Regions from separate parts of the Mus musculus genome. Here region 1 is linked to region 2. Evidence: chromatin loops called from intact Hi-C (ENCODE). Cell type or tissue: left cerebral cortex. All regions are shown on one strand. Links, peaks and the distances in the headings refer to the core of each region. The heading gives the core; the rest is flanking DNA. Region 1 holds the start of Marveld2 (MARVEL (membrane-associating) domain containing 2). Region 2 holds the start of Slc30a5 (solute carrier family 30 (zinc transporter), member 5).

Region 1 (11,512 bases), core at 2,154-10,153, 210 kb after region 2:
CCTTCAGAAGAGCAGTCGGTGCTCTTAACCGCTGAGCCATCTCACCAGCCCCCCTCAAAATATTTTTAAAAGATTTTTTTATTATGTATTGGTGTGTCTGCATGTGTATGTGTCTACACTGGAGTTATAGACACTTCTGCATTGCCTGACCTGGGTTGCTGGAAACCAGACTCAGGTCCTCTGAAGGACAGGCAGCAAGAGCCCTTAGGTCCTGAGCCTTCTCCCCAGGCCTGTACCCAGATAAACTGGCAGTCATTGAACATTAAAATGCCGAGCGGTGGTGGCGCACGCCTTTAATCCCAGCACTCGGGAGGCAGAGGCAGGAGGATTTCTGAGTTCGAGGCCAGCCTGGTCTACAGAGTGAGTTCCAGGACAGCCAGGGCTACACAGAGAAACCCTGTCTCGAAAAACAAAACAAAAAAAACCAAACACCCCTCTCCCCCCAAAAAAAAGAAAAGAAAAGAAAATTAAAACAAATTGTTTAGGTTTTTGCAATGACTGTAAACTATGCATTGGCTGGAAGCATGACCCAGTGTTAAAGCACATGCTTAGAATTCACAGCGCCATTTGCTTGATGTGGATTCCAGAAATCAGACTCAAGTTATTAAGCTCACGTGACAAGTGCTCTCCCCTGCTGAGCTGTCTCCCCATCCCTTTTAGGTTTATGAATAGAACGTTGGTGGCTATGTTGCTCAGGTTAGTCTTGAAGTCTAGGACTCAAGTGATCCTTTTACCACCCCCACCCCCTAGTATCTCAAACGACAAGTGTGCCAATGAGCCTGTGGCAAAATTTCTTATATATTTTTCATATTATCTTAATACTATTCTGGCCAGTACAACAGCTACTTAATTTTAATTTAGAATTCAGTTTCTCAGTCACATAACTGCTTTGCAGCACTTGGTAGTCTTGTGTGGCTGGTACCTCCATATGGCCCATCTGTAAGACATTCCATCTTTGTAAGAATTTCAGCAGGACAGCACTGGCCTGGTATATTAATATTTTTCTGGTTATAAATACATCATTAGCAATCATAATTAAAGTTAAAAGCCAGGCAATGGTGGTGCACAGCTTTAATCCCAGTGCTTGGGAAGCAGAGACAGGCAGATCTTAGAGTTTAATGCTAGCCTGATCTACAGAGCTAGTTCCAGGACAGCCAAAAAGCAAATCAAAACACAATACAAGACAAAATAATAAAGTTAAGAAAAAACATTGATAGTTGTCCAGTTTTCCTTCACTTAGTTGTTGTTGGGTTTTTTTTGTTTTTTTTTTTTTTCTGAGACAGGATTTCTCTGTGTAGTCTTGGCTGTCCTGGAGCTCACTCTGTAGACCCAGCTGGCCCTAACTCAGAGATCTGCCTGCCTCTGCTTCCTGAGTTCTGGAATTAAAGGAATGCACCACTATTGCATGGCCCTTCATTTAGTTTTTGACAAAACCCTTTTTAATTACCACATGTTTTCACATAGAAGAGGTGCAGTGTAGTGTCAGATTCATGGACACATTGCATAGTGATCGACTTAGTAATAGGCATAGCCGTCACCTTACAGTTTTAGCATCTAAGCATAATTGCTTTTTTATTTTGAGAATTTCAAATCTATAGGTAAGTTGAAAAGCAGGAGACTGAAAACCTACATACCTTTAACTTTAATTTTTCTCTACTTTGCTATATTTGCCTATTCTCTTACATATTATATACTAGTTTTTGGTGGAAAATAATTGCAAACATACATAAATAAAGACCATTCTACTAAAGCCATAATACTGCTGTTACACTTAAAGTTGCTGTTAATTTAGATAATATTAATTTAGGTTGGGCATAATGGTACACGCTTGTAATTCTGGTACTCAGGAGAGTGAGACAGGAGGTATCAAAATGAAGACTAGCCTGGCCTACTTAGAGGAGACCTTGTCTTAAAAAGCAACAAGGCAAAAATACTTTAGTAATTTATTATTATTTCCTAGTTGCCAGAAAAATGTTTCTCCCAGCCCTACCAAAGACTTTACCAACTCCACCAAAGACCCTGTTCAGAAGTTCATGCAGTGCATTTGATCCCTATGTCTCAGCTGAGCTTGTCTTAAATAATCTTGTAGCAGCCTTTGATGATGTTGGAAAATGAATATAAAAAATACATATGAGCAGTTCTTATTTATGTGTTGATACTAACAACAATAGTATTTCCTAAATGTCTTCCATCCTGTCTCATTTGCTAGACACGCTCGTTACTCAGGGAATATAGTACATCCGTAGCTACAAGAGGTGTGATGCATTCCAACAAAGCCCGGGGGTTCGCTCACTGCCAAGGAGGATCAAGCTTTCGACCCTTACATAAGCCCCAGTGGTTTCTAATACAGAAAAAGGTAACATTGTAATGAATTATGAGATTATCGAGGTACTTTGTTCTAATAATATAGGTGATTGAATGGATTATGAGGTCGATGATATGGAGGCTGAGGGGGGGATGGGGTTATAGCAATATGTAGTGTGCTTCTTGGTTAATGGTTGTGGCTGGGTAGTCTTTGTAAGTATATTATTATTGAAATTACCTGAGAGAATTAAATGGCTAATATAATGGGGACTGAGATAAATTATAACCTATAGCTATAATTGAGATGAGCTCTAATCTCAGCACTGTTGGCCCGAGGTAAGAGGATCATGAGTTCAAGTCCACCTGGACTAACTACACAGTGAGACTCTGTACACTAACTTCATCATATATGAATTATGTCTCAAAGCTGGATTTTTGTTTGTTTGGTTTTTAGTTAAGAGTCTTGTCCTGGGTTCCTGGGTGTTCCTAAACAACTTCTGATCCTCCTAGCCTTGTGCTGCCTCACTAAGCTTATTATCTTTTTAACAACTAGAAAGGAAAGTATGAAATCATTGCTAGTAAGCTCCTAAACCCCAGGACTTTTCTAGCTACGGTGGCTCATGCCTTCAGTCCAGAGCCCCAGTGGCCGGAGCTTGAACACCGATGTGAGTTCAAGGCCAGCCTGGGTTACATAGTGAATTCTGAGACAGCCAGGGCTACATAGAGAGACCCTATGCAAAAACAAAAACACAGAAATAACATAGTGTTCAGTGTGGTAGTTTATTTCTGCAAAATAGTTACAAATCTGAGACCAGCCTGAGGTACATGGGGCAATCCTATGTCAAAACCTAAAATTAGATAAGTTAAAATATTAAACCTTAGGATACAAATTTCAGTGAGAGGCAGTGAGCTTGAGGGTTGTTTATCTGTGTGTGCGTGTGTTGAGGAGAGGAACATAAAGAGATCAAAAGATAAATTGAGAGTCTCCTTCCACCGTGTGGGACCCAGGGATTGAATTCAGGTCACAATCTTGGCCACAAACACCTTTATGTCTTACCAGTCCTAGATAAGCATTTTAAATATATTTATATACTCATAGGGTGGAATCAAGAAGATTGTAAGTTGGAGGCCAGTCTGGTTGCATTAAAAATAAAAGTATCCTTATGGTATACAAATTCACAGTCTTTGTAGCATAATAAACTATGAATTCATAACCATTTTTTTTGCTTGTTTTTCCTTGACCTGGGTGTTTGGTTTTTAATTTTTTATTTCATAGCCTTTTTATTTAAAAACTTACTAATAAATAAAAATATTGCATACCAAAATTAGCCAGACCCAAAGTATTAATGAACTTATATACAGTTAGAATTGATATTTGTTTCAAACAGCATTTCACTCTGTAGGTCTGGCTGTCCCAGAACTTGATGTGTAGACCGGGCTGGTCTCAAACTTACAAAGATCAACCTGTCTCTGCCTTCTGAGTGCTGGGATTAAAATGTACCACCATGCTATATAGATGCATGTAACCATCTTTTAAATTTTATTTTCTACAGTATCGGGAAAATTGCCTGGCAGCAAAAGCACTCTTTGTTGACTTCTGCCTACCAGCTTTGTGTCTCCAGACTCAGCTCTTGCCATATCTTGCTCTTCTGACCATTCCAATGCGAAATAAAGGTAACAGGGTTTCCTTGTCTGCAGAGCACTCAGTACCTATTAGTTACATGTTTTAGTCTATAGTCCTTCCTTCCAGGTTTTTGTCTGTGAATTGTACTGTAAAGAGTAGTTTTGATTCTCCTTTGTTTTAATTTTTGGTTTACATTGATAAAGACTCTCGAGTCTTGCTTCTTCAGTTGTAACTCCTTACACTCATTTATTTTGATTTCAATTTGTTCAAATTTGACTAGTCGATACTGCTTTCAGCTGTGATTTATTTCTTTTTATTATTTTTTATTATGTATATGTTCACATGGTGCAGATGCAAGCAGAGGGCAGAAGGGTACTGGAGCATTTAGCTGGAATGACAGGTGTTTATGAATTGGCTGACGTGGTTGCTGGTGAGCCAATTTGAGTCTAATGCTATAAACGTTCTTAACAGCTGAGCCATCTCTGTGGCAACCCAGTGTCATTTCTAAGCTTTGTCATGAAAGAAACCAGAATGCTTTGTTTGTGTGTAACAAGTTCACAGTAGAACTTTGCATTTCTACCTAGCCCTGCAAAGTTTATGCTAGCCTTCTTCCTTTCCATATCTGGACCTCCTTTTGTTGTGGTTGTTATTGTTTGTGGGGGCTGGAGGTCATACTTGCTGTTTTTCTTTTAAAGTGCTTAGAATCAAATTTAGGGCCTTCCAGCCAAACATGGTGGTACATACCTTTAATTCCAGTACTTGGGAAACAGAGGTAGACCTCTAGGAGTTCTAAGCCAGCCTGGTCTACACAGTACAAGGTCTAGGACAGCCAAGGAGGGCTGTTATACACAGAATCTCTGTCTGTCTTAAAAAAAACAAAATTTGGGGCCTTCCTTGTACAAGCGAGGTCAATGCTGTACCACTGAAATGAATCCCAGATCACCCTCCACTTTTGAAAATGAAATTGCCTTTCATTTTCCTAAATATATTTGCTTATGTAATCAGTACACACATAGGCGTGTGTGTGTGTGTGTGTGTGTGTGTGTGTGTGTGTGTCCCCGTCCATGTGTGCACATGCATGTAGAAGTCAGAAGACAGCCTTAGGTATTGTTGCTCAGATACTGCCCACCATTCTTTCAGCAGGGTCTCTCACTAGCCTGCAATAGGGACCCACCTGTCTACTTCCCAGGGCTAGGATTACAGGCACAAGACAGGACATGTGCCTATTTTAAATTTTAAATTCTTGGCATTGAACTCAGGTCCTCATTCTTGCAAAGCAAGCACATTATCAACTGGCTTGTCTGCCCAGCCCTACTTACATCTTACATATGCTTATTCAACATATGTATGTCCATTCTTCTGTTTTTTTTTTTTTTTAAAGATTTATTTATTATTATATGTAAGTACATTGTAGCTGTCTTCAGACACACCAGAAGAGGGAGTCAGATCTTGTTACGGATGGTTGTGAGCCACCATGTGGTTGCTGGGATTTGAACTCTGGACCTTTGGAAGAGCAGTCGGGTGCTCTTACCCACTGAACCATCTCACCAGCCCCATTCTTCTGTTATGTGTGTGTGTGTGTGTATACACTAATGATGTGTGTGTGTGTGTGTGTGTATACTAATGACACAGGGGGTACTCTGCTTATATCACCAGTAGATGCTGTTGTTACAAACATGAGAATTCAAAAATGCCTTTTTTAAAGATTTTTCCGGTTACTTTTTTATTTTTTATTCATTTAGTTAGTTAGTTAATTTTTTGAGGCAGGGTCCCTCTGTGTATCCCTGGCTGTCCTGAAACTCTGTACAGACCAGACTAGCCTAGAACTCAGAGATCTGCCTGCCTCTGCCTCCTGGGCTGTGGGAATTAAAGGTGTGCACCACCACACCCAGGTACAATTATATTTTTACTTTATTTAGAGTTCTGAGATGTGAGGGACAACTTTGTGGAGTTGGCGCTTTCCTACCACGTAGGTCCCAGGGTTCAAGCTCAGGACACCAGGCTTGGTAGGCAGGCACCTCTAATTACCTTGCCAGCCCACAGACTTTTCCTGAGAGCTCATTTTGATTGATTGATTAATTGAATTCTTTCATGCTTTCTTCCTTTTTTTTTTTTTTTGTCCTTTTGGATTTTGGATACAGGGTCTTTGAACTCACAGATTTTCCTGCATCTGCCTCTCAGGTGTGGGATTAAAGGTGGACAGGAATGCAGACGCCACCAGCTTTTTTTATTTTCCATTTTGATTTTTTTATACTCCCAAGTGGAATTTGTGGGTTATATGTGATTCTTATATTTTTTGGAGACTTGCCTTCCTAATTTAAAATAGTAGTTCTCTTAGCTGTGTAGTGGTCTCTCTTTGTTTACTTCCCTCTAAGGATTAATGATGGTCAGCATTAAGGATAATGATGGTGCTTGCTTATTGGCCATTTGTATATTTTATTTAGAAAAAAATTTCCTTTGTTTTGCAAAAATATGTGTGAACTTTAATGATATTAAATTAAATGAAATAGGGGCTGGAGAGATGGCTCAGCGGTTAAGAGCACTGAGTGCTCTTCTGGAGTTCCTGAGTTCAAATCCCAGCAACCACATGGTGGCTCACAACCATCTGTAATTAGATTGATGCCCTCTTCTGGTGTATCTGAGGACAGCTACATTGTACTTACATATACATTGTACTTACATATACATTGTACTTACATATAATAAGTAAATAAATCTTTAAAAAAAATTAAATGAAATAAGCCCAGATACAAAGAGAAAAATACTACATAATCTCTCTTGTATGAGGAAAAGGAAAGTCAAATTCATAGATAGTAAATTTTGGTTACCAGAGACCAGGTAAAGAAACTGAGGTGTTAGTCAGAGGACAAAACATTAGATGAAGGAGATAAGTCTCATACATCATGGTAGTTACTATTAATATGCATTTGAAAAATCCGAGTTATTTATTTATTTAGTGTATGTGGGTGTACATGCATGTGTGTGTGCCACAACATTCACATGAATATCAAAGGATACTACTAAGGTCAATTCTCTCCTATCTAGTGGATACTACTGAAGTCAATTCTCTCCTATCTAGTGGGTTTTGGAGATTGAACTCAGTTCATCACCTTTCCCCCACTGAGTCATCTTGGTGACCCAAGACTATATTTCAGGTGTTCTTACCAAAAAAATCATGTAGTATAATACATGTTAATAGTTGGTCTAGCTATTCTATAAGGTATACACACATGAAAATGTCATGTACACCATAAATATATAGTTTAAATTTGTCAACTAAAAATACAATTTATTTATTTATTTATTTTATTTTATTAATTTTTTTTTGGTTTTTTGAGATAGGGTTTCTCTGTGTAGCCCTGGCTGTCCTGGAACTCACTTTGTAGATCGGGCTGGCCTCGAACTCAGAAATCCGCCTGCCTCTGCCTCCTAAGTGCTGGAATTAAAGGCATGCACCACCACTGCCCAGCTAAAAATACATTTTTAAATGATGGCATTTAAAACTTTGTTAAGGGCTGGAGAGATGGCTCAGCGGTTAAAAGCACTGACTGCTCTTCTGAAGGTCTTGAGTCCAATTCCCAGCAACCACATGGTGGCTCACAACCATCTGTAATGAGATCTGATGTCCTCTTCTGGGGTTCTGAAGACAGCTACAGTGTACTTACATATAATAAGTAAATCTTAAAATCTTTTCAGCTCAGATTTCTTTTATCCAAGATGTTGGAAGACTTCCTTTGAAGCGAAGCTTTGGAAGGTAAGCTGATGACCTTGTCTACTGAGTATGATTAGCTTACAGTCAGTCAACACTTCAACACTGCTCACGAAGTATGAAACAGCTGGGCACAGATCTTTCTTTCTAACACTCAGAAGGTGTAGGTAGGTGGACTCTATGAGCTCAGGCCAGCCTGTCTTACAGGATAGACACAGCTATGTAGATAGACCCTGACTTAAGAAGTAATCAGTCAGTTAATTAAAAAATAAATTAAAAGGAACTAGGACTGAAGAGATGGTTCACTGGTTGAGTACTGACCAGAGAACCTGAGTTTGGTTCCTAGCACCCTTGCTTAGCAGTTATAACTGCCTTATAACTCAAGCTAGGCTGTCTAACTATAGACATAAAAAACAAAACAAAACCCTAAAGTACCCTTTTCTAGTTTAGAAGTAACAATAAAAAATAAAAATAATACAAAAAAGAATAGATTTGTTTTGAGACAAGGTCTCACTATGTAGTGGAGTCTAGACTCAAACTTCTCTTATCATAGCCTCCCAAGTGTATTATATTATAGGCCATACCACACAGCTGGACGAAGTTCATTGGTTTAGTTCCTTTTTGGAGACAGAGACCCTTTATGCAGTTTTGGCTGCTTAAACTCAGAGGTCCAGTGCCTGCCTTTGCCTCCTGAGTGTGGGATTAAAGGTGTGAGCACCATGCCCAGCTTTAGTTTCTATTTTAAAATTTCATATTTAGTTGGACAGTCAAGTCGACCCATTTGTGTTTCCTGAGATTTCTGTCTTATGCTCATTTTTTTTTCCTGATTTAAAAAATCTTTTTACTGGCTTAGGTGTAGATGAGTTGGAAAGTGTTTGTTTAGCATGCCCAAGGCTCTGGGTTCTATCCTCAGGACTACTAATATTATTTTTTTATTAGGTATTTTCTTCATTTACATTTCCAATGCTATCCCAAAAGCCCCCCCCATACCCTCTCCCCTTATGCTCATTTTTAATGTATACATATAAATATTAGTCTATAGGAACTCTGCTGAAGACAGTAACACTTTTGATAGCAGAAAGGACTTATTCACAGTTGGTCATTTGCCTTGTATTTTTTGTGTGTGAGTGGAAAGACCACTTAGTTCATAATTTCAAGGAGTTTTCTGTTTGGTTCCCACTGATGTCTTCGCTGTGACTCTGACAGGTTGAAAATGGAAGCCCTGACTGACCGAGAGCTGGGGCTGATAGACCCTGACAGTGGGGATGAGTCCCCGCACAGCGGAGGGCAGCCGGCTCAGGAAGCTCCCGGTGAACCCGCGCAGGCTGCTCAGAATGCCGACCCAGAGACCTGGTCCCTTCCGCTGAGTCAGAACAGCGGGAGCGATCTGCCTGCCAGCCAGCCTCAGCCCTTTTCCTCCAAAGTGGACATGGAAGAAGAGGAGGAGGAAGAGGAAGACATAATAATAGAGGACTATGACAGCGAGGAGACATAGAGAACAGCCTGCCAATCAGGTTGCTCCTTGAGAGATAAATTTTAGTCTATTCAGTGGTACTTGAACACGTCTCTGAAGGACAAGCAATTTGTTAATTGCTCAGTTCCTTATCGTATTCGTCACAGCAACTGACGACTGTCATCTTGAAGTAAAGCAGGTCTCAAGTACTCAGTGCTTAGTATTTATTTAGTCTTGTGAATGGTTTGAGGAGAAGTCACGGTGTGAAGTGTATGAATGTTGTACTAAATATCAAAATGTGAAGGAGTAATCCAGAATATACGGACTTTATGGGGTGTTGGAAATTTGATTTATAAAACAGTTTAGGATGCAATTATGAGTATAAATAAACCTTGTGCCTTACTTACAGTTTGCATCTAGCTTTTCGGATACCATTTTTGGTATGTTGTACAGTGGAATATTTTAGATACTTCTGGAAAGTATTTACATAATTTATATCAAAATTAAAAACGTTGGATTTCATCTTGTTCTTCTTATCCTTTAACATTACCTACCGCGCACTGTCTGCCTTGGGTCCAGGCAAGGCAAGTAGAGCAAATGTTCTAAAATGGGAAGGAGCTGGTAGCACCTATGCTATGCCTGCTTCCTGGCCTCAGCTAGGTGGCCAGGCGGGCGGGGCACTGCGGCTCGGCCACGCCCCGGGAGCTCGGTCCCAGTTTCGGTGCCCGCGGCAGAGCGTGCTGTTCCGGCGGCCGCGCAGGTGAGTGGGGCCGCGATGCGGCGACGGGACGCCGAGCCCGCGGGGTGGGCCTTTCGCCCTGGGCACACATCCCCGGAGCCGCCTCCCTCCCGCGGCCAGGCTGAAGCGGGAGCACGCGGGCGCGCCGGGCTCCGGGGGCGGCGTGGGCGGGTTTCGCTGCAGCGACAGGTGCGGCCGGCTGGACCGCCGCCGTCCTTCCGGGCGCCTGGTGGCGCCGCCCTCGCCACTTTCCCGGCTGGCCTGACCGAGACAACGGCCACCTTGGGGCGGAAGCCAGAGTGGATTTTCCAGAGAAGAAAGCGAAGGCGGGACACGCACCGGGTGGGTATAGTCGCGGTGCCGGGAGGCTAGATGGGGGACCCTGGCGGGATTGCTGGGTATCTGTCGGTCCGCTCGCGGCTGCAGCTCCGCTGCTCCCCCACCCCAAACCCCCAAGTATCTGTGGCGGTAGTCCACTTTCTGGAGGCAGCAAAACTTTAGAGGCAACTGAAGGGGCGATTGTGCGTGTGTGAAGGTGACCAGGCTCGATCCCCGTGACGCTCAGTGAACCATTTTTCTGGCCACAGCTGTGGCATTCCTAACTCCCTGGCTCCAAGCAAACAAAAGACCTGCGACCGAGCTAGGTGGAGCCCAGGGGGCTCAAGGACAACCTGTAAGGTTTTATCTGTATATTTAAGATGTGGTCAAATACCGCTGAAGATTCCTTGCTAGGTAGCACAGTTTGCTCTTCTACTAGTCTACACATTTTTGTGTTTTATTTAAATGATAAAGTGATGTAACTCAAACGAGCGGTTTTCCACAGGTGAAGATGAGTTGAATCCGTTACAGTGAGTCATACTTTTAGGAGTTAAATTAACCAGCGGGATGCCGCCGTGCAAACTATATACACCCTAAAGACCTCAAATCTCCTTCCGTTTATTTGTTGTGTTTTTGCTTCTACATTCTTAGGCATGTGTTAGATGTAAACGTTGTCTTTTTTAAAGAGCAAAGAGATAAAGACAAAAGGGCAAAGATAATTGCTGTTGTGCCGGCAGGTTTTATGTCAACTTGACACAAGTTACAGTCCTCTTAGAAGACCGAACCTCAGTTGAGAAAATTGCCCCCACTGAGTTGACCTGTGTGCGGGCAAACCTGTGGTCCATTTACTTGATTGGTGATTTACATCCGAGGGCCCAGGTCTCTATGAATGGTGCTGCCGCTGGTCCTGGATAATAAGAAAACAAACTTAGCAAGCCAAGAGGAGAAACCAGTAAGCAGCACTCCTCCATGGCCTCTGCATTAGCCCCTGCCTCCCGGTTCCTGCCCTGAGTTCTCTCAGTATCGCAGTGTGGCTTGAGTATTGTAAGTGAAAGTAAACCATTTCTCCCTAAGTTATGTGTTAATGGTGTTTTATCACAGCAGTAAAACCCTAAGACAGTTGTCATCTGGAAAGCTTCTGGTTTGCCTTGCACACCTTTCTGGGTGATCGTAGTTAATCCTCCAGACTTGGGGTGTCTAATTAGAGGACCCTGAAATTTCTTCCTGGACTCTTTCCTCTGTGTTCCATCTATTACAATGGTCCAACCTGTAGGGCATGACCCTCTCACAGGGATCCCCTGAGACCATTGGAAAACAGATATTTACATTATAGTTCGTAATGGTAGCAAAATTACAGTTATGAAG
Region 2 (11,512 bases), core at 1,819-9,818:
TCCAGGTTTATGAGGCTAGCCTGGGCTACATGCTGAGTTCTAGGTCTATCTGGGCTACAAAGTGAAGCCGTTTAAGAAAGAAGAACCCTGAAGCAAAGGGCTAAGCTCTGTTTGTTAACACAAATATGCATTTTCTAGGGGACCATCCATCCATCCCTCGAGCGAGGAGAACACGCTGTAGCCAAGATGGACCTTAGGTGGCGCTGCAGGGACCTCTTAGGGGCTTCTCTTGAAGACGCGAGGAGGGGGCGGGTCGAGCGGAGCCTTCCCAGCGGTGGGAGGAGCCTGAGTGAAGCGAAGCCACGTGTCCACCAGCGCGCAGGCGCAGGATTGGTCACTCCCCCGGGAGTGAGGGCTGCCGGGGCGGATGACGTGGCCCGGTAACGTTCCTGCCCGTACGGCCTCCGGGGAACGGCGCTGCCGGAACAGCCCGCGGCCTAGTCCCGCCCAGCGTGCGTGTGCCTGCTTGCCGAGCCCGGGCTAGCGGCGGAGACTGCCGAGCTTGCGAGGACGCTGCTGACATGGGGGAGTGACGCGCCTGCGCCCGCGCTTCCGCAGCGGCGGCGAGCCATGAGGAGAGCCCGCGGCGCGGGCAGCGGCTCCTGAGCCTGCATGGAGGAGAAGTACGGCGGGGACGCGCGGCCCGGGCCCGGCGGTGGCCTCGGGCCGGTGGACGTGCCCAGCGCCCGGTAAGGTGGGATTCCACGGCCGCCGGCGGTGCGGACAAGCTTCCCGCCTTGCTCGGACCCCGCGGGCTACCTCTGCGGTCCGTGGCTTGAGATCGGCGAGCGGGCGGGAGTCTGGGCTCGGGACGCACTGCCTGCCAGGTTCCAGTCCCTAGAGAGAGAGGATCTGAATGTCCCTCCCTGCCACTTAAGTAACGCAGGGCTCCGTAGCCTGTCCCACGGCTCGCCCAGAGGATATGCGCAAGGTGTCACCGTCTCAGGCGAAGAAACCAAAGTACAAGCCGATGAACTTGGGTATACAGCACAGCAAAAATGCAACCCTGTCATCGAGTTTTCGTTGCCGTGGTTTTGTGGGGAGAGGTGGGGGCTTATTCTAATAGTACGAAATGTACGTTCCCCCTCTCCCCCAAAACTCATGCCGTACGGGGATTCGTAGCGTGGAAATTCTTTACTTTTCCTCCAGCCTAAATTATTTTCCTTTTCCTAAAGCCTCTAGCCAGTTGTGCCCTTAGGTCCTGTCCTAAGTTCTGAGGTGGTGTTAAATAAAGCCCAACAATTTCGTTCAAACTGGTTAGCAGTATGTACGATGAGATTTCGTGATTGTTTTTGAAAAGGTTCTTAGACCGTGGTTACAGCGATACCAGCTAACTTTTGTCTGGGGGGGTGGGGGTGGAACCCATATGCCGAGTAGAATTTAAACCAACTGCGGGATTTGCAGAATGCATTTGGTTTTCTGTCTATTTTCAGCAATTCATTTATAGCATGTCACGTGTCAACCAGTGACCATAAAACAGCTAGATGCAGAAGGGGCTAGTGCTATGGTTTGGTAATAAAGGGAAGTAATAGAAGGGACAAGACTAGGTCAGGTCACAAAATTGGACTATGGAGACAGATTAAAGTATCAGATCTTTGTTAAATTTCCTGTTGATAACTCCAGATTTCATAGCAGAGTTGCCATATTTTTAGGAAATACAAGGGTAAAATGTGATATACTTCATTTACTCTCAAACAGTTCAAGGATGGGGGGGGGGGGAGAGTGAGAGTATAAATAGTTTAAACGTGGTAAACATCCTTTGCCAACTTACCTGTATTATTTGCTTGGCAGAGTTGCCCTTCTATCGTAGGTTATTACAGAATTCAAATTTTGACTCAGAGCTGGCTGAATTTCAAGGGATTTCAGGTTTCCAGAGTTTTCTGTATGCTCGAGCACTGGATCTTAACTGCAACATTCGAAATGATCAGATCCTTCCAGTGTGGTTATTTTTATGCCTGAGTGCACAAATTCCAGTGGTCAGGGCTGCCAGCATTTGCTGAGTACCTCCTATGCCCCAAAGACTCTTAGTGTATAGATCCCTTTAGTCTTTCCAAGAACACTACAAGCTAAGTAGTAGTATCCTTGTTTGATAGGGCAGGAAACTGAGTTGCCTAAGGTCACACAACTAATGAATGACCTGGCAGTCTGAGTTGTTTCAGAATCTGTGTATTTACTATGCATGCCTTCTGTTTACACCTATGAATGCTTGAATTCATTGAATTGAACTAGTATTATTATTATTATACATCAAAATTATTTTTGAGACAAGATATTATACCATGGTGTCCACAACTGGCCACCTCCTTCCTTAGCTTTGCAAGTGCTAACATAGGCCGCTGTACCTGGTCAGCAGCTTTGCTGTATATGTGTGTGAATTATGTGCTGGTATGGCCTGTTCCTTGAGGCAGAGGCCCTCTCTGGGCCTGGATGCGGCCTAGCAGCCTCAGGCTTCCCTCTGCCTCTGTAGTGCAGTGACTGACACCCTGGCCTTACGTGAGTGCCAGGGGCTCACGCTCACACACGCAGCAAGTGCTTATGTGTGTACATTGTTTGGGCATATTCTCCCTCGTACCTGCCCCCATGCCCTCCTCCTCTCTTGATATCTAGAGACTGTGAGTGGCAGCAGTGGACACATTTCAAGAAGGAACTATAAACTCATATCCAAAATTTAATAATTGCGAGTTTAGAGACCTGAAGAAATTTCTAACCAACCACATAGAAGACCAGTTATATTTTTATTTGGTCACTTAATAGCAAGCAGTGGTTCCTGAGTTGGGGAGCTGGGTTGAATGCCCCAGCTCTGCCCAGAGGCTCAGTAACCTGTATAAGAAAGTCTCCCATCCCTGTCTTCACCTACCAGTCATTTCCCCCCTTAATATGAACTGCGGTGTTTCTGTGTATGGTTACTTAGCCTTAACTAGTCTTGTCTAGATGTCCAGCAGGAAGTTGTAGTAACTAGAACTTTGACAATCAAAGACTGCAGACGCTTGAGGATGTGGTGGCACACAGCTAATCCCAGCACTTGGGAGGCAGAGGCAGGCGATCTCTGAGCTCCAGGCCAGAGCTACAAAAAGAAGCCCTGTCTTTAAAAAACAAAAACAAAACAACAACAACAAAAAAAAAAATCCAGGAACTAGCAAGACAGTTCAGCAGGTACAGGTCTTTACCGCCAAGACTGATGGCCTGAATTTGACCCCTTGGACCTGTATGGGAGGAGAGAGCCAACTCTGTGAGTTTCTGACTTCATATGCTCTTATGCGAGCACACATGCACACACACACAAATAATAGTAATAATAATAATATATGTAATAAAGGAATTTTTTAAATCAAAGAATACTATATTTAAAAGTTGAAGTAATTTTTCTAATTTGATAATTATAAGCAGAAAGCTCTTGAGTTATGTGCATGATTGTAAATGTGGAGAAAATATTTGTTGACAAACATAGGAAAAGGTTTGTAAATTGTTTACCTGTGAGGAGAGAGCTAGAAGTGATTTTTTTAAAACCTTTCCAATAATCAGCTACTCAGGAATTAACGTTATGACCTTTGGGGTGCTATGCACATATGTGTGTATGAAAATAAAGTTGGCTTATTAATACTAATATATCATGAGCATTTTACATGAATAGCTTCATATCTCTCATTCAAGACCTAGTTTTTTTATTTTTAATACGTTATATAGAAGTCTATATTCTTTGTAAAACAAGTATTTACATGCAGTTTGACTTTTCCTTGATTTTAATCATAAGCAATCTACTGCTAAATTAGGCTAAACTAAATTGGCTAAATTGAACTAAACTAAATGCAGTAGGATCTTCAAGGTCTCCTGCCCAATGCTCGTATTTTAGAGGTGTCTGTCAGCTTACTTGGGAAGCGTAGCCGGTCTGCTTGCCTGTTCTTTCCTGAAGACCTGGAACTCCTTGAGGACAGGGCCTTGCGTGTGTCTTGGTTATTACACAGAATCATGGAACTGGAGAGGCTTGGATAGATAGGGATTCTCCCGCATAAAAGAAACCGGATTGCCCACAGTGCCCCACCCCCACCCCACAGATGAATTCCTTATGGTTCTTCCCTGCTATTGTTTATTCTATATTAACTTTTATAGTTAGACTTATTAAATGGATACAGCATCTTTAGCTAAAAATTTTTAAATTACTTTTTAATGTATTTGGGGTTTGACTAAAAATATAAATAAAAATGTAAATTTTAGGTAAGTTAGATAAGATGGTCATGAGTTTGAGATTGGTCTGTACTACATAGTAAGATCCTATCTCAAAAAGGGGGATGGTAATAAAAGGTTTTCCTTTAAGGCAGAGATAAGGTAGACTAGCTCAAGGCACTCCTTTCCCTGTCAGGAGAAAGAGGTGAGGCTGTGCCTGAAGCTACCCAGGCCTGGGTTGAATATTCCATGCTCACTTAGTGCATGTTGGATGCTACAAAGGGCCATGAGACCAAGGGAAGTCTGGCAAAAAGAAAGCAAATCTTTCTGCTCAGCTTCCCAAGTAACTGGGATTACAGGCATATGCCACCAGGCCTACCTTAGACATTAATATACGTTGAAAATAAACCAGGAGTATAGGACCCAAAGTTTTAGCAGTAGTTAACATGTGGATGGTGGGTTGTTTGGAGAGGGTTTTTATTGTTTTCTATGTGTTCATGTGTATTTCTGTAGTTTTTATTATGGGTATTATGAGAGGAAAATAAGATTACAGTGATCCTAGTGATTTCAATTATATTAAAAATTGTTCCTGTTCTTATTTTTCAGATTAACAAGATACATTTTATTGCTGTGTTTAACCAAATGTTTGAAGGCTGTGGGACTTTTTGAATCATATGATCTCCTAAAAGCTGTTCACATTGTTCAATTTATTTTTATATTAAAACTTGGGTGAGTATGGAGAGGGCCTTAATGGTTTTTGTTTGTTTGTTTGTTTGTTTGTTTTGTTTTGTTTTTCGAGACAGGGTTTCTCTTTGTAGCCCTGGCTGTCCTGGAACTTACTCTGTAGACCAGGCTGGCCTCAAACTCAGAAATTCACCTGCCTCTCCCTCCCAAGTGCTGGGATTAAAGGTGTGCACCACCATGCCTGGCTCTTAATGTTTTTTATTTCTCTGAAAATCCTCTTTTGACTATTTTTAAGAAATCTTACTTATATGTTCTGTGAAGTTTATTTCTTCTGACAGCTAACTGAATTTTTTTTCTATAAATAGAAGCTTGTACAAGAGTAGAAGTATAGAGACCTGTAGAAAAAGTTATTTCAGCTGAGTGTAGTAGCCCATAATCCCAGCACGTGGGAACTTTAGTCATGAGGATCATGAATTAATTGGAGGCCAGCCCCAGTTACACAGTGAGGCTCTGTCCCAAAAATAAAGTAAAAGAAGTTAGTTGAATTCTAATGACTTGCCAAACAGGCTTTTAGTTCAGTTTGTATTGCTAAGATTCTTGCAAAGCTCTTTTAATGCCTTGCTTAATAGACTGTGTGGTTCCTATCTGTGCTAGCAATCAGTCTTTTGTAATGTCTTGTATCATTTAATTTCATAGAAGATGAGGGTTCCCTCACACTTCTGAGGACAGATGTAAAAAAAAAAATGGAGATGTTGTATTTTCATAAAAGTGATTTTGACAGGCTGGAGAGATGGCTCAGCAGTTAAGAGCACTGACTGCACTTGCAGGGGTCCCAGCCTCAGTTCCCAGTATCTATCTGTGTGGTTCATACCTGCCTATAATGCCAGCTCCAGAGTTGAAATTCTTCTGGCCTCTGTGGGCATGGATCCACATATGTAGACACACACATACACATAACTAAAAATAAAGTAAATCTTTAAAAAGTATATACTCCCTGTGGAGTCGTAGACTATCTTCTGATGTAGCTCAGTCATGAGGCAATTATTAAAATATTACCTAAGCTTGACTTAGTACAGACATTTCTTTCTTTCTTTCTTTCTTTCTTTCTTTCTTCCTTTCTTTTTTTTTTTTTTGGTTTTTCGAGACAGGGTTTCTCTGTGTATCCCTGGCTGTCCTGGGGTAGACCAGGCTGCCCTTGAACTCAGAAATCCACCTGCCTCTGCCTCCCAAGTGCTGGGATTAAAGGTGTGCACCACCCTCGGCTAGTACAAACATTTCTTGTTTCCAAGTTAGATCATGCTGGGCTGTGCCCCCTACATAACCTCGTCAGAGTACGGGGCCCTCATGTTCTGTAAACTGTACAGTTTGTGTGCCATTTTCTTCCTCAGTAGAGGCTTATAGTCCTTGAGATGAATAGTAACCCACTCTGTGCTAATACTCTTAAGGCTGTAGTTTGCCAGGTTAGGAAAGAGGTTCTTGATTAGAAAAGTTAAGCATTTGTATTTAACTGACAGTAAAAAGATGAAGGCCTGTTACTGTTTTATTGGCTCAAGATTTATTACTATCGAGCTTAAGAGAAGATGAATTATTTTCTTTGCTATTTTCAGGTATTAAAAGTATTGAAACTAATCATAGTGGCCCATGCCAGTAATCCCACCACTTAGGAGGCCGAGACTCATAAGTCCAGGATCAGTCATGAGATGCAATGTTCATACCCATTACTACTTTGTGGTTTATGAACTAGTTGTGAAGACAGTTATCAGGAAGTCCTGAGTTCTGCCATGAAAGCCTCGTCGCTAAGGACAGTCTCTGCTACAGTTCTTCTGTTGCTGTTTTATTTCCTGACGCAGGGTCTCTGTAGCTTTGGCTGACATGGAGCTTGCTCTGTAGACCAGGCTAGCCTCTAACTCACTGAGATCCACCTGCCTCTGCCTCAGGGATGCTACGATTAAAGGCATGTGCCACACTGACCAGCAATACTCTTGTGTTTTGAATTAGTGTTTTTGTATTATATAAAAAATTTTCTGCCCTTACAGAATCATAATGGTTTAATTATAGCAAGGATTTAATATTTTTCTGGTATCATTCTTCAACATTTTTGTATCAGATTAGTGTATCTAATGTGTGTAAACACATCCATCTCATTAGTGTAAAAATTTGCTTTTATCTTTAATAAATAGTAAAATCATTTACACCAAAGACTAAGATATATTTTAAAGATAAATTTGATTTGTCAGCAGTAAATGTTTGATCTGTACATATATTTTACGTATCTATATATCACAATAGCATAAAATACATCAGCTGGAAAGGGGCCACAGGTAGAGTTTGAAAAGCTCTGCTCTAAAGGACAGGGTGTTCTGGTGTATTTATTAAAACTGCACCTTGTAACTAATGTTAATATGTTACTCTCTTAATGTTTACAGGACTGCATTTTTTATGGTTTTGTTTCAAAAACCGTTTTCTTCTGGGAAACCTATTACAAAGCATCAGGTGAGATGTGGGCGAGTCACTTGCTCCTACAGCTTTCCTCTCAGTGGGCCAGAGTAAAGTGCCCTGTTTTGAAAACTTCTAGACTGTTTCCTGTTTTCTTTTGGGACTTTTGTTTTTTTGAGGCTTTGTTGTTGTTGTTTTGGTTGGTTGATTTGGTCTGGTCTGGTCTGGTTTGAGGCGGAACCTCCTGTAGCCCATTCTGGGCTGGACCTTGTTAGGCAGCCACAACTGGCCTTTCAGGCCTGATGACCCGGCCTCTGTGTCCCCAGTGCTGCTCTTGCAGGCTTACACTAGCGTTCCCGTGTACACAGTGCTGATGCGGGAACTCACGCGGGTGGGCAAGCCTTGCTTTCAGAGTTGAGGCTCACAAGTGAACTATAAATTTTCAATGTAAATAGAATATTTTCAAATGTAGAAAAGGGTGGCAAATTTTAAAGGGATGTATTTTATCTTTCTTGCCTCAGTTTTGCTCACTTGTAAAGTGGAGGTAATAATATTGTTCTCTATCTGTATTACATAGCTATATCATGTATCTGTGAGGAATAAATTAATTTATACATGTAAGGGTTTTTAATTATATCTCATGTGAGTATGCAGTACCCTTTAGGTGGCTTCATGCCAGAAAGGTTCCTCATTATTATCAGAGTGGCAAGTTAAGGACTTCTGTTTTCGACACCAAGAACATCTTTAAAATATAATTATCTTTCTAACTCCATTGAAGGTCTTTTTTCTCTATTTTCAAATGATTATAGCATAAAAATTGCTCATAGAAAACATGGTGGTATACACATGTACTCACATAGTGCGTCTAGTCAGAAACAGAAAGATCAATATGAGTTCTAGGCTGGCCTGAGCTCCATGGTGAAACCTGGCATCAAAAATAAAGTCCTCATGAACAAGATTTTTAAAAGACTAAATCATTAATTACGGCTAGAAAACTAGTGAAAAAAATGGAAAATTATACTGCATTGGAAAAAGATTTGAGCAAACAGCCAGGCATGGTGGTGTATGTCTTTAATTCCAGCACTCAGAAAGTAGAGACTGAGGGGTCTCTGAGTATACAAAGCTACATAGTCAGACTGTCTCAAAAAAACCTAGCAACAAATGATACATAGTGGAATGTGGTTAGGCAGATAGTCTTGGCGTTTCTATTTAATGTTAAATATGTGATTATTTAACCTTTAAAATGTTACATAGTTATCATATTTCCTTCTGGGCATTGTTTGGTTTCTTTTAAGACATGTCTTGATGTGTTAGGCCTGAGCAACCTGAAACTCACTGTAGACCAGGTAGGCCTGAAATCCCAGAGGTCTGCCTGCCTCTGTCTCCTGGTGTGGGGCTCAGCGGCACGTGCTCCACTGTGCTGCCTCCTTGTAGGTTTTACTTATTAGGAAATACTTACTAGTAAATGGATATGACTGAAGTTCTTTGTTGTTGTTTCTATTTATAGTGGATCAAAATATTTAAACATGCAGTTGCTGGATGTATCATATCACTTTTATGGTTTTTTGGCCTTACTCTTTGTGGACCACTAAGGTAAATACAAACATGTATGTATCTTCACTATTTGTTCACACCTCTTCATTTGACGTGAATCTGTTCTGTGTCTTGTATTTGTTATGTGCACACGTGGAGATGAGAGGGCTTGCAGGTCTCATCGGCCCTTGTTCCAATGTTTATGTCAGAGATTTTCGTGCACAACTGTCTGTGTCACTTCTGTAGCGTTGAATACATTTCAACATAGAACAACTGACGAGTAGTTCTTGGGTGAATACCATTGATGTATGTGTTAATATCACAGATATTTTATTGGCTAGAATCCAAAAAGTTTCAGATGGAGAAGCTAAAATGTCTGAAATGGGAAGTGAAACAAACCAGTAAAGATGAGCCGTCTCAACAGGTGCCATGGTTTTCCTCTTAGCCCCGCAAGTGCACTCAGCCCTTTCTCCGGTCTGTGTAGATAATGTCTCTCTGCATGTGGGGCCAGTTCAAGGAGGAAATGCTGAAAAAGAGTAAACATTGAAACGTGCAGCTCCCCGGAAGGCTTTCTTTTTTTCTTTTTCTTTTTTTTGAGACAGGTTTCTCTGCAACATTTGCTGTCTTGGAACTCACTCTGTTGACCAGGCTACAGATCTGCTTGCCTGTGTCTCAGTAGTGCTGGGATTACACGTGTGTACCACCACTCCTGGCTTTTAAGAATTTTTTTTCTGGTCTCTAAAAGGTGTTAGCAACAAAGTATAAAAAGAGGCGCTGCCTTGCCCTTGCCTTTGGTTAGGGAGAGGATGAGGGCAAGACATGAGGGCTGGAATGAAAGAACTTGTGAAGAATCTCCACTACAGTAGTGAGGAGGGGGGAGGAGAGGCCTTCTGGAAGCCAGCGAAGTACCCTGTGGGCTGGAACTGCTTTGCCTTATTTGCCCCCTGCTTTTCAGATACAGTGTATAGCAGCCACACCCTAGAGGAATGGGAAGGTTGGTTGAGTTTCTCAACTTCCATGGAACCTGTTGAGTTTAAGCTTGATCATAATTGAGTGTTATCAGCCACCGTGTTTTAATTTTCTTACTTATGAAATTATGTTGTTCATAGATTTAGTCATCTCCCTGCTGCGTTATACTCCTTACCACTACCCATACTGCCTTCCTCCATTGGCTTTGTTTGTTTTGTCTTAAAGATTTATATAATGTATATGAGCATCCTGTCACTGATACACCAGAAGAGGGCATTGGATCCAATAACAGGTGGTTGTGAGCCACCATGTGGTTGCTGGGAATTGAACTCAGGACCTCCCGAAGAGTAGTCAGTGCTCTTAACTGCTGAGCCATTTCACCAGCTCTTCTCCATCTTTTACTAAACCCATGGTACACTTTAAAGTGTGTACTTCAGAACTGAGCACAATGATGTTTTGTAGTCTGTCTTATTTTAGGTTAGTATTGCCATGTTGATAAATTAATTTCTTAAATTAGAACCTTCTAAATATGATAAAAATTAAAGTTATAATCAGTGTTCTTTCATTACAGACCTGGGCAAAGAAGAAAATGACATATTTAACAGAGAGCTGGAAATGGGTTAATATTTAGATCTCTAAGACTCCTTGTTGTTGGTTTGGGTCTTTGGTGTTTGATTCAAACCCTGTCCTGGAGATTGAATGTAGGGCCTCACACTGAACTGCGTCTCTCCAGCCACTTTCCTATTGGAGTCAGGCTCTCCATCTTTCTTTCTTTAGACAGGGTCTCACTATGGTTTCGCTGACCAACCTGGAACTTACTGTGAAAGCCAGACTAGCCAAACAATTCCACATAGAAGACTTCATTAAATATAGTAAATATAAGCAAGAGTGCTTTACATTTATTTTTTACTTTTATTTATGTGTGTGTGCCACGTGCGTGTGGGTGCCCATGGAGGCCAGATGAGGCTTCCTCTGGAACTGCTTGACATGAGTGCTAGGAACTGATTTTGAGTCCTTTGAGAGAACAGCAACTGGCCATAACTGCTGAACCACCTTTCTAGCCCCTATTTATTTTTACTGTAGGTGTAGGTGTATACACCTGAGAATGTGTAAGTGTATATGGGAGCAGGAAGAAGTCAAGAGAGTCAGATACACTGAAACTGCAATTCCAGGTGGCTGTGCACTCTTATGTGGGTGCTTGGAACCAAACCATGTCCTCTATAAAAGCAGTAAGCTACTTGAACCACTGAGACATCTCTCCAGCCCTAACACAAATATATTTTAAGAAGAATAATTCACCGGGCGGTGGTGGTGCACGCCTTTAATCCCAGCACTTGGGAGGCAGAGGCAGGCGAATTTCTGAGTTCCAGGCCAGCCTGGTCTACAGAGGGAGTTCCAGGACAGCCAGGGCTACACAGAGAAACCCTGTCTCAAAAAAAAAAAAAAAAAAAAACCAGAGAGAGAGAGAGAGAGTGAGTGAGTGTGTGTGAGAGTTCGTTCCAGGACAGGCAAGGCTAATAGTGAAACTCTGTATAGGAAAATAATAATAATTCACTTACCTTAAAATTCATTCTTTCAAAGTTTTTACTTCAGAGCTAGGTAGAGTGGGCTATGGACTGGTAGCTTCAACTAATTAGAAGGCTGAGACAAGAAAATCACTTTATCCTAGGAGTTTGAGGCTAGCCTGGGCAATGTACTAAGTTCTTCTCAAAAACAAAAATTTTAATAT

The links. Peaks named below come from ENCODE experiments on the same cell type or tissue, not always from the same donor. Only the 100,000 strongest peaks of a DNase experiment are listed, where the experiment ranks them.
Region 1: a loop joins it to region 2, with 4 times the contacts of the local background. A loop is called at or near these places in 2 of 42 quality-filtered maps.

Annotation. Positions count from the first base shown.
Region 1 is chr13:100,615,264-100,626,775 of GRCm38, reverse strand. Marveld2 (MARVEL (membrane-associating) domain containing 2) reads left to right here and starts at 9,805. Exons shown (of 7, transcript NM_001038602.4): 1 at 9,805-9,850. It overlaps Rad17 (RAD17 checkpoint clamp loader component), which reads left to right. Exons shown (of 17, transcript NM_001044371.2): 14 at 2,210-2,356; 15 at 3,858-3,978; 16 at 7,625-7,682; 17 at 8,844-9,612. The coding sequence ends at 9,132. In left cerebral cortex, for the core only: CTCF peaks have their summits at 6,568 (motif pointing left), 9,868 and 10,073; DNase peaks (open chromatin) are centred at 9,814 and 9,934; H3K4me3 peaks cover 723 bases; H3K27ac peaks cover 124 bases.
Region 2 is chr13:100,822,278-100,833,789 of GRCm38, reverse strand. Slc30a5 (solute carrier family 30 (zinc transporter), member 5) reads left to right here and starts at 363. Exons shown (of 16, transcript NM_022885.2): 1 at 363-689; 2 at 4,768-4,890; 3 at 7,272-7,338; 4 at 8,789-8,874. The coding sequence starts at 613. In left cerebral cortex, for the core only: no CTCF peak of the experiment used is centred there; a DNase peak (open chromatin) is centred at 5,348; H3K4me3 peaks cover 480 bases.